2 separate regions of the Homo sapiens genome follow, and region 2 is linked to region 1. A link is a contact called in ENCODE Hi-C or POLR2A ChIA-PET data. All regions are on one chromosome and are shown on one strand. Each heading gives the region's core, a stretch centred on a gene start or an enhancer-like site at or near the end of the contact. The rest is flanking DNA. Distances are from core to core; before and after follow the strand shown.

What was found. A loop is a pair of places that touch in the nucleus more often than their neighbours do. ChIA-PET counts read pairs that join two places held with the same protein, here RNA polymerase II (POLR2A). Pooled maps may share reads with other maps.
Region 2: a loop to region 1 is called in a map of GM12878, with 2.8 times the contacts of the local background. The contact joins two enhancer-like sites. A Hi-C loop is called at or near these places in 2 of 168 maps with a recorded cell type or tissue (GM12878 and naive thymus-derived CD4-positive, alpha-beta T cell), 19 of 37 single-sample maps with no recorded cell type and 10 of 50 pooled maps. POLR2A ChIA-PET finds 5 or more read pairs at or near these places in 1 of 52 experiments (WTC11).

The regions. Positions count from the first base shown.
Region 1 is chr6:45,675,341-45,680,678 of GRCh38, forward strand. No RefSeq gene overlaps it. Among named protein-coding and RNA genes, the nearest start is that of RUNX2-AS1, 100 kb to the left of the region's middle. RefSeq lists enhancers at 2,422-2,481, 2,492-2,611. Within about 2 kb of position 2,316, at least 10 of the 41 ENCODE cell types and tissues checked have a DNase peak (open chromatin) inside an H3K27ac peak, as active enhancers do.
Region 2 is chr6:45,920,816-45,925,640 of GRCh38, forward strand. All of the region lies in intron 4 of CLIC5 (chloride intracellular channel 5), which reads right to left. Among named protein-coding and RNA genes, the nearest start is that of CLIC5, 93 kb to the right of the region's middle. RefSeq lists an enhancer at 3,491-3,640. Within about 2 kb of position 2,121, at least 2 of the 41 ENCODE cell types and tissues checked have a DNase peak (open chromatin) inside an H3K27ac peak, as active enhancers do.

The DNA of each region.
Region 1 (5,338 bases), core at 1,066-3,565:
CAGCTCACCCTGGGAGCTGTAGACCGGAGCTGTTCCTATTCGGCCACCTTGGCTCCTCCCCTTGCTACCAAATTATTACTAAGCCTCCTACAAAGCAAGGTCTCCACTACTCCTTTGCTCAAGCATGGTGACTCTAACCTTTGCATTCATGGATGTGGCTGGCAGGATGCCCCGTGGGCTCAAACCATTTCCATAAAGTACACGTGCAAAGCCCCTGCTGAGAGACACCAGGAACATCTTTCAAGGCTCTCAGCTCCAGCTTCTTCTTTCAAAATGCACAAGGTACAGTTTCTGCTGCCCACGTGGTCACTGGAGGGTGTTAATTCTCCGACCCAGCCATTCCTTCCAGAGCAGGCACGGTATCCTGTCCACCCTGTCCCTATAATGCCCAACACCATCTAGGCGTGTAGCTGGTACCCAATACTTGCTGATGGAGGGAGCAGTCCCTGGGCCCACGCTGGCAGCGGTGAGCTCCGTCTCTTACTTCCTGAGGGATGCCTGGGCTGCCTGGATGGAGATGAAGACCTGTCTGCTGGCCAGTCTGGCAGTGGCCCGGGAGGGAAGGTCATGATGACCTGTCTCCTCTACAGCTTCCAGGCCTCGCCTTTGCTTGTTTTCTGGGAGCCTCGGTGTCTGCCCACAATGGCATGGCTCCTTCAAGCTGCCCAGATTCTTGGCCTGGTGTGTGGGCCGCACGGCTTGTTTCCATGGTGAGCATGGCAGGGGTGGCTGGCACCCCCAGGCTGACAAGCATTCCTCCCAGGTCTCTCTGAGCAGAGCTTGTGCCAGCCACTCTGTTCCCAAAGGGGGTTTTCTGATGTGGGGGGTGGTCACCTCAAAATTGGCTGTGCTTTGAGCTAGAGTGAACAAATAGAAGACATTTGTATCCATTCCTTTCTCTGACATCCTCATTTGGTCCTAAATGGGTTTGGGATGCCTACAGGAAATATCGCTTTTGGGAGGGAGCTTGGACATCATCTGGCCTGACCCCCTTCACCCTGCAAATGGATCTCGGAAGGTCACAAAGGGCAAGAGACGGGCTCAGGGCACAGAACAGATGCAGCACTGAGCTGGGAGGAATCCTCATGTCTCCTGAAGCCTGTGTTCTTTCTGCTATAGCGCGTCTTGGCTCTCTGGAGTGAGTTACCCAGTGTTACTTCTACCCTAGGAAGGTGAGGTGTGGCGCGTTGGGACTGCCTGGAGCTGTCAGGCCACACGCTCATGCACATGCATGTATGCACAGTGGGAGTGGATACAAAATTTAAAATAAAAAACAATTTTAGTTTGTCTAAACCACGGGTTGGGGTGAGGGGTGGTGAGCAAACCACGACCAGTGACTTACTCTTGTACAGCTTGTGAACTGAGAATGACTTTTACTTTTTTTTTTTGAGATGGAGTCTCGCTCTGTCGTCCAGGCTGGAGTACAGTGGCGCAATCTTGGCTCACTGCAAGCTCCACCTCCCAGGTTCACGCCATTCTCCTGCCTCAGCCTCCCAAGTAGCTGGGATTACAGGCACCCGCCACCACGCCCAGCTAATTTTTTTTTTTTTGTATTTTTAGTGGAGATGGGGTTTCACTGTGTTAGCCAGAATGGTCTCGATCTCCTGACCTCGTAATCTGCCTGCCTCAGCCTCCCAAAGTGCTGGGATTACAGGCGTGAGCCACCGTGCCCAGCCTACATTTTTAAGTCGTAGTGAAAAAATAAGATGTGACAGTGACTGTATGTAACCTCAAAGCTGGAAATACTTAACCATGTGACCCTTTCCAGAAAAAGTTTGCCAATCCCTGACTTGATGACCTGTCTGATTGTTCACCCAGTAATGGTTGGCAGTCTTCCTAGGACATTCAAGACTCCCTCTTTATAGGTAGATCTGGTTGGCTTCATAGGCTCAGACTCTGAAATGCAGAATTGGCAGCTTTCTTCCTTCGTCTGTCAGATGCCTATGGCTTTTCTAAGTTTCTTGCTGTTGCTGAATTTTTCTCTCCTCAGGATAAATCAAGCAGTGGAATCCTTTGTCAGGTGAATTAGGGAGCCGAGGCTGGTGATGGACATTTACTGCTGGTACCCACGGTAGGGCAGGGAGGCAGGGACACTGTTGCCTGAGGTGTCCTGCAAATAAATGACTCGGCTGGGGCTAACCAGAGTTGAAGGCTGAGAACAGACAGCTGCCAAGAGTGTGACAGGGAAAATGTCTTTCCCGTCAAAGAAAAACATAAAGATGCTTGCAATCTGAGTATTTCTGTTTCCTCCCCTCCACGACAGGCTTCTCAACTAGTTCCTGTCTAGCCAGGCTGCTCATTTCTTTATAGTCACTGAACCAGAATAACCACAGATCAAGCCGGAAGCACATGATAACCCGCTGAACTCCGCACAGCCCTGGCTGGGCTTCTCTGAGTGAACAAACGCTGCCCTGGTCTCCGCAGCTGTGAAATATCCAGTGAGCATCCAGCTGCGGGTTAGTTACTTCCACAGTCAGAGAAGGAAAGAAGAAAATAAGAGTGACAGATGCACAGAACCACGGACATTCGAGACTGTCATAGCTGTTCACAGTTGTTGAAGATTTACAGGCAAGCCGTTTGGAGTTTAAATGTGAGATGACACCAGGGGCCTCTAATGTACAGTGGAGCTTTAAGCATGATATGGGGGCAGAAAATGGTCTGGGAACCCCCTTCTCTGAGATCTTAGAAGTTCTGTTCTATTGACTCCAGGCAGGGCTGCAGCCACGGTGCACTTCATGGACTCATAAATATAACATTATTGGACAAAAAAACCCCAATCCTTCTCTGACTGATTAGGCCCAGATTGGTCAGCCCATAAATCAATGCTGAATAAGAACTATAAAGTTGTGAATCAATGTGTCCCAGATCTCCAAACTGGAATGAAAAAACAGGAATAAAATAGCTGGAGCTCTTCCAAGATCCTTCTTTTCATCCCCCTCCTCCCACCGCCCCATATGCTAGTATGCTAATTTTAAAAGGCTTCTCTTTTCCGCTCCTTGGCCTGGCTGTGGACAGCATTTCAGGGCAGGAAATTCGGTCTAGAAGTGTGGCTGAGGAAACAAGAGGCTGTTCTGTTGCATTTCTGTTCAGGACTGATCTGTAGCTCTGTCGTGTATCCTTGGTCATGTATCCTTGGCCAGGGTCTCCACCTGTGGCCGAGAAGTGATGGCATTTGTTGTCTGTGTCACAGATACAGGAAGGGAACAAGAGTGATCAGGTCATGTGTGGTCCATGAATGGTTTTTTAGGTCCAAGCAGTTTAAGGGCTCTGAGTCCCTGCATTGAAATATTAAATATAATAATGGATTCTCACCTGTAATCCTAGCACTTTGGGAGGCTGAGGCGGGTGGATCATGAGGTCAGGTGTTCAAGACCAGCCTGGTCAAGATGGTGAAACCCCATCTCTACTAAAAATACAAAAATTAGCCTGGCATGGTGGCAGACACCTGTAATCCCAGCTACTCGGGAGGTTGAAGCAGGAGAATTGCTTGAACCCAGGCAGCAGAGGTTTCAGTGAGCCGAGATCATGCCACTGCACTCCAGCCTGGGCGATAGAGTGAGACTTCGTCTCAAAAAAAAAAAAAAAAAAAAAAAAAAATGGAGTCTCCTCTTAGAACTGCACATGAGGTTTAGAAATGCCACCTGGTCATCCCTGTTGGACATGGTTACCCTCTTTGGATCTGGGAGCTGAGGGTATCTGCTGTGAATGTTGTCCACGTGTACTTGGAGGGCATTCCCTGTCCTTATTCCTCTGGAGTTCCAAAGCAAAGTTTGTTTTCTGAATCCCCCTTCTCTACCACTCTCCTCTCCAAAACACACCCTCAGGGTACTCTTTCCCCTCCTTTTGACAGCTCATTTCAGGGACACACTGTGTACATGTACCTGCCCCTCATAAGGGCTCGTTGTTAGGGGCCTGCTCTCCTGGGCTGGGAGCTCTCACTATTTCCTGGTCACCCCGACGCTGAGCTTCCCTGCTATCTTCTCCCCTTTGGGGAGGACACACACATGGCCCCACGCAAATATTCTGTGCTGGTGGCCTCCTGGTTTTCCCCAAACACAGACTATAAAGACTGGAAGGAACCGCAGGCTCACCCAGTTCCACCTGCTCATTTGGGGAAACTGAGGGGTGCCAACTTACCTAAGGTAGAACTCACACATCTTTCCACCCATTTCACTTTATCCTGGTATAAACCTGAGCTGACTGCATTCTTGTTCTTTCCCCCTGTAAAGAAATAAAGTCCCATTTAGGTTTTCCCAAAGCACTGTCTCTGTACAGTTGGCTGTTTCCTGTGGACATTTTCATTTTCTCCTGTGTTTTTCTCTCTCTTTGCTGTGACTTACAAGACCATGAACACATAAGCACAGGACCCCAGAGGAAAAGTTCTCTCTTTCAGTGTGTGCCTCCAGGAGGAATGAGACTACCGGCAGTGATGTTTGACTGATGAGCACCATTGTGGTGCTTTACCACTAGCGGTCACAGAAACCTTGCAGAATGTGTCTAGGGAAGTGGATTTTGTAGGGTTGGCTAAATTTGTACCACCCACAGCACAATAGCAGCACTGTACAGAAAAGGTGGCTTTGAAACAGGTTCAGTTTTACATTACTGTGAGGTACAAAATCAGGTGAAGGACCATTTCTATAGCTTAAGAATTTATATTTTTCCTCTTAGACCTGAAACTTTATTCATCCTGGGTCTTCTACCTTTAAAAAATTGAGACATTATTTCTCCCCATTTTCTGGGAAGACAATCCACCCTCAAAATTAGCTGTAAGAAATAATGTGATCATCAACAAAGTAAAAAGGTAACTCTCAGAATGCGAGCAGATATGTATAAATCATGCATCTGATAAGGGATTAATATCCAGCATATATAAAGAACTAAAATTCAAAAACAAAGAGCCTAATTTAAAAATGGGCATTTCTGGGCCAAGTGTGGTGGCTCACACCTGTAATCCCAGCACTTTGGGAGGCTGAGGTGGGCGGATCATGAGGTCAGGAGATTGCAACAATCCTGGCTAATATGGTGAAACCCCGTCTCTATTAAATATACAAAAACAAAATTAGCTGTGCGTGGTGGTGGGCACCTGTAGTCCCAGCTACTCGGGAGGCTGAGGTGGGAGAATGGCATGAACCTGGGAGGTGGAGTTTGTAGTGAGCCGATATCGCACCACTGCACTCCAGCCTGGGTGACAGAGTGAGACTCAGTCTCAAAAAAAAAAAAAAAAAAAGGCATTTCTCCTAAGAAAATATACAAATAACCAATAAACACATGAAAAGAGGCTCAACATCACCAAACATTAGGGAAACGCAAATCAAAACCGTAATGAGGTAACACTCAC
Region 2 (4,825 bases), core at 871-3,370, 250 kb after region 1:
AGGCCAAGCAGGCAGAAATGTAGATGCTGCTATAACGAGCTCAATTTTGAGGAGAGGCAAAGATATTCTAAGGGGATTTTGAGGATGTTCAGCTCTGTGATGGGCAGTGTAACCAATCCCCTCCCCCACCAGAAAACTTTACATAAAGATCTGCATTCATCTTTCAGGTTTTAGAAATGAGTCATGTAGCTTTTTTCTCAGTTGCCAAAGTCCTTAAAGAAAGAGAACAGTAGCCCAGTTACAGTTAGGTTATATGAGTATGAATGACCACACAAAGGCAAAATTATAAAGCAGGTGGAAACTGGGGTTTTCTCATCCGCAGTGACCTTTCTAGGACTCATGGCAGGTAAGGGGGGGCTGATTTTCAGGTCCCTTTGTCTTTTAAATAATGTCTACACCAGATTCTTAGACCACATGAAGTCAGAAATGGCAGCAAGGTTTTAGAAGATGGGAAGGGGACTTTCTATCAGGTCTGATGGGACGCTCTCTGCTGTGCCTGGGCCCTCTGGCTATGTTTGCATGTCACTGGTTTCATCAAGGAAGAAACAGAGAATCTGGGTCGAGTATGTCGGGGAGCCATGGCTTCTGATAACAAACACAGTAGCAGAGCAGCACATTCACTCTGCCATAAGAGATTTGGGTTTGAATCCTCAGTTATGCTTGTTCACAGGTTCACATCATCTAGTGTCTGGTGCAGAGTGAGACTTGATTAAAGTTAACTGCTATTATTATTATTACAGCTATAGAACTTGGGTTTATGAGAGGATGAAGGGGAAGAAGACACCGAGAGAAAGATGAGAGAAGAGATAGCTCAAGGCAGAAATTCAGTGTCTGAAGTGAAGTTTATCTGAACATCCTAGCATGTTCCAGGTCCAAGGAGAATCCTGGAGAGCTTGCAGGATGAAGCTTGCTCTTGACTTTCCTAACATGTTAGGGATCTAAAGTTGCCTGGAAGCATCTCTTTGGGTTTGGCTTTGCTCTCTCCAGGCCACATGGGTGTGTCACATTTTCTTAGTTTGACAGTTTAGAGAGTTCATGTCCACCTTTGGCACTGAACCAAGAACACTGGACTTGGCCTCATAGCCAGAGAGGAGGATGTTGTCAAATTGGCCCTGGGTGTGAACAACCCAGGGGCTCACATGGGGGAGGCAATTCCCAGGCCTCCGTTTCTAGGCACTGCTAAAAACAGGAAAGGCAGAAAGACAAACAGCGGTTTATGAGAAAGCAAAATGCAATGGCAACTTCAACAGATTCCCCACTGTTCCCTCGTGTGGCGTCAGCTGGGCTACAGAGAGTGTGCAGCACGTGGTGCCATGGGTATTATTTGTTTGTTCTAGAAAGAATTTCAGCCTCAGAGGGGAGGATGAATTAAATGACAAGCTCCTATAGTTCTTTCCAGTAAGAAGCCAGTAAATGATTCTTTATTTGAAAGATAGCGTTTAAGTCTTACAATTATGGTGGGTTGGGATATAGGACACTGTTGGTTGCCCACCCTCCTCTGTGGTGGGGAGAATGGGGTGTTTTCTGATGTATTTCCAAGGAATTCAGAAACTTTCTTAAGGAAGACACAGATTCTCCACATAGCTGCTTCCCCAAGCTCTATAGGGGATTCTTATAAAGAAGCATCTTTTTATTTAATACAGCTCCACAAATCACCCTTATATTTGGCGTATGTTCAGAAGTATTAGTACAACAACAAAATGCATATTTTTTTTAAAGGCAAGAGACTTTGGCCAGTATTTGGCTATGTTTAAAACACCAGCATGGTAAACATTTAGGACAACTTTAGCATGCCTTTAGTATAATATTTTCTTAAAGTATGAAGGGAGGTAGGGACTCCAGATCCAAATAATTTTCTAAACCTCTTAAAAGCCACAGTAGATTTGAAGAGAAAGATTATCACTTAGGTCTTCGAATTAAGTTTCCTTTTGTGTACTCATCTGTAGCATGTAAGCTGCCTGAATGTTTATTTATCAACAGGAGAAGGGAGGAAGAGAGAGAGAGAGAAAGAGAGAGAGATAGAGAGAGAGAGAGAGAGAGAGACTGACTGAATGTGGGAGGAAGCTGCAGAGCTAGCGAGCTCAGGAGTGATCAGGGGAGAAGTTCTGGTTAGGGAACCCGGCCCAGACTTTAGCCATGGGGCAGTGGCGACACCTTCTGGCTTATCCCTGAGCAAACAAACAAACAAACAAAAAACTCCCCAAAAACCTATTGTGTATTTTCCACAGAGAACATGTACGTGTGTTTTCTATTAGACTTTCCAGAAACTCATAAATGATTGTAGAACCCATCGTGCTAATAGAAAGTACGGCATAAATGCTGACGGAAGCTATTAATGCTGATTGTAGTTTATGTGGCCAAATGAATCAGGCTGAAATCTGTGAGTTTTTTTATGGTTACTTTATAACAGGTTATTTTTAAGTATCAGGCCATAGATTAGGTTTAATGCGGATGCTCACACACTTAGAATGAGCTGGTTAAGAGAGATTCTAACTTTATCAGTCATCCGTTCCAGCGTTTAGACCTAGAGATTTTTCTCAATTCTCCCTCCCCCAAAACACTTAGGCTGAAGTACATTCACCACATTTTGTCTTGTTTCATCCTCAAATAGCCACATCTTTTACATAAGAGCCATTCACAAACTTAAAAACTGCCTCTGTGCCACTGCAATGCTAGACTGAAATAATTACTGGATTTGGTGATTCTGTGAATATCCTACAAATTCTCTTCCAGTTGCCCATTCTTTTATTTGTTAAACAGGCATCTATTCGGTGCCCACTGTGGGCCAACTTTGTGCCCCTTTCCCCACATGGATTGCTGGGTGAGGACCCTGATGGGGAAGGTGGGAAGTGTTGAGTATATTTAAGGAAATACACATGGTAGTCATTCATTGAGTATTCATCGGATCGTGAACTGATTTGATCACCATTTCCTAAATGACACACTCTTGTTTAATTCAGCACTACATACATATTAAATAGTGGATTATATTAAATGTTAATATACGCAAGTCAAGAGCACAGATCATGGGACCAGCTGCCTGGGCTGGGGTCCTGACCCTGACACATACTAGCTTGGGCAGGTTGCTTAACCGGTGCTTGTTTCCTTCTCTGCAAAGTGGAGATCATAACATGGCATACCTTAGAGGGTTGCTGGGAGCAATAATTGAGTCATCACCTGCAGAGGGCTTAGTACAGTGCCCGGCATGCTGTAAGCAGTTGTTATGTACAATGTGTATGTGCAACGCATGATGATGCTGATGTATGAGAAACAAAGCATACAAAAAAAGCAACAAAAAATTCTTAGAGCTGCAAGAAAAAAGTGGCTCTTGCCTCTGGCTCTGCTCAGTAAACATCGTGCTTGACTCATCCTCTGCCCTGAAATGCTGACATGAACAGGGATATTCAGCTGTTCCTTTCATTCTGACTCTACAGCCAGAACCACAGTCCCCCAGCCGAAAGCCTTCATCATAACAGATGTGAAATGGGGCAACCTTAAAGGTTGGGGGTGACTGATACTTACACAGAATTCCCCAGATATGCTACAAGTACACCTGGACCTCCCTCCCCCTTGCTCAGAGCAGTTCCCTGGATACCCTAATGTGCCCCAGCAAAAATTACAGTTTGTGGGGAGAAGCTACCCATTGGATGTTTGAGTTGCACAGCTTTTACTACATGAGTCTTGCATCTCCTAAAGTTTGAAGTGTGTAGCAAATTAAATGTGCAATTTTATACTTCTGTTTCCTGAAATCTAGTAGGGGGTAAATGACTCAGATTTTTCCAGCACCAAAGGAGAATTTAAAATAGTGTGTCCTTTTTGGCAATGGCTAGGACAGGTATTTTCACCAGAGAGAGAAAAAATATCACCTTAACTTGAAAGTGAATATATAAGAATTGAATATACAAGAATTCAGTCTCCTTTTATTTGTTACTAGTAGAAGACAGAGCCCATATATATATATATTTTCAGGGTAGCAATGTGCCCTATCAAAAATACTCATCTTCCTAGATTCCCAGAATTTCAGCTACAGAAGGCCAAATAACCAAGTTCTGGCTAAAGAGATATCGGTAGAAATTAATCAATGGGCTTCTGGGAAAGATAAGATAGATGCGGCTGGCATTGTCTGGAATGCGGATGTGATGTTTGGGGGTGGAGCAACCATCCTGTGAAACAAGAATGAAAGTCACACACGAAAGATGGAGAATTAGGAGCTCTAAGCAGCAGCTCAATTCTCGACTTCTTTCAGCAACTACATTTGCCTGGAACTCTCTACTCTCTGGACTTCTTGTCATGTGAGAAAAGCAAATTCCTCTTAAGAAGTAAACATTTATCAAGAGTGCTTAGAACAGGGCATGGTTCATAGTAAAATGCTATATAGGTTTTGCTAATAAAATACATGTTTGCTTTAGCCACTGTAGTCAGGCTTCTATTACAAACAGCCAAACACAACATTTGCCAATATACATAGGTATTGCCAACATGCCAACATGTCATTATTCCGCTTTTTTTTTTTTTTTTTGAGATAGAGTCTCGCTCTGTCACCCAGGCTGGAATGCAATGGTGCGATCTCAGCTCACTGCAAACTCCATCTCCCTGGCTCAAGCAATTCTTCTGCCTCAGCCTCCCAAGTAGCTGGGACTACAGGCGCGTGCCACCACGCCTGGCTAATTTTTGTATTTTTAGTAGAGACTGGGTTTCACCATATTGGCCAGGCTGGTCTTGAACTCCTGACCTCGTGATCCGCCTGCCCTGGCCTCCCAAAGTGCTGAGATTACAGGCATGAGCCGTCGCGCTCAGCCTCATTATTTCACTTTTATTCTAGCAC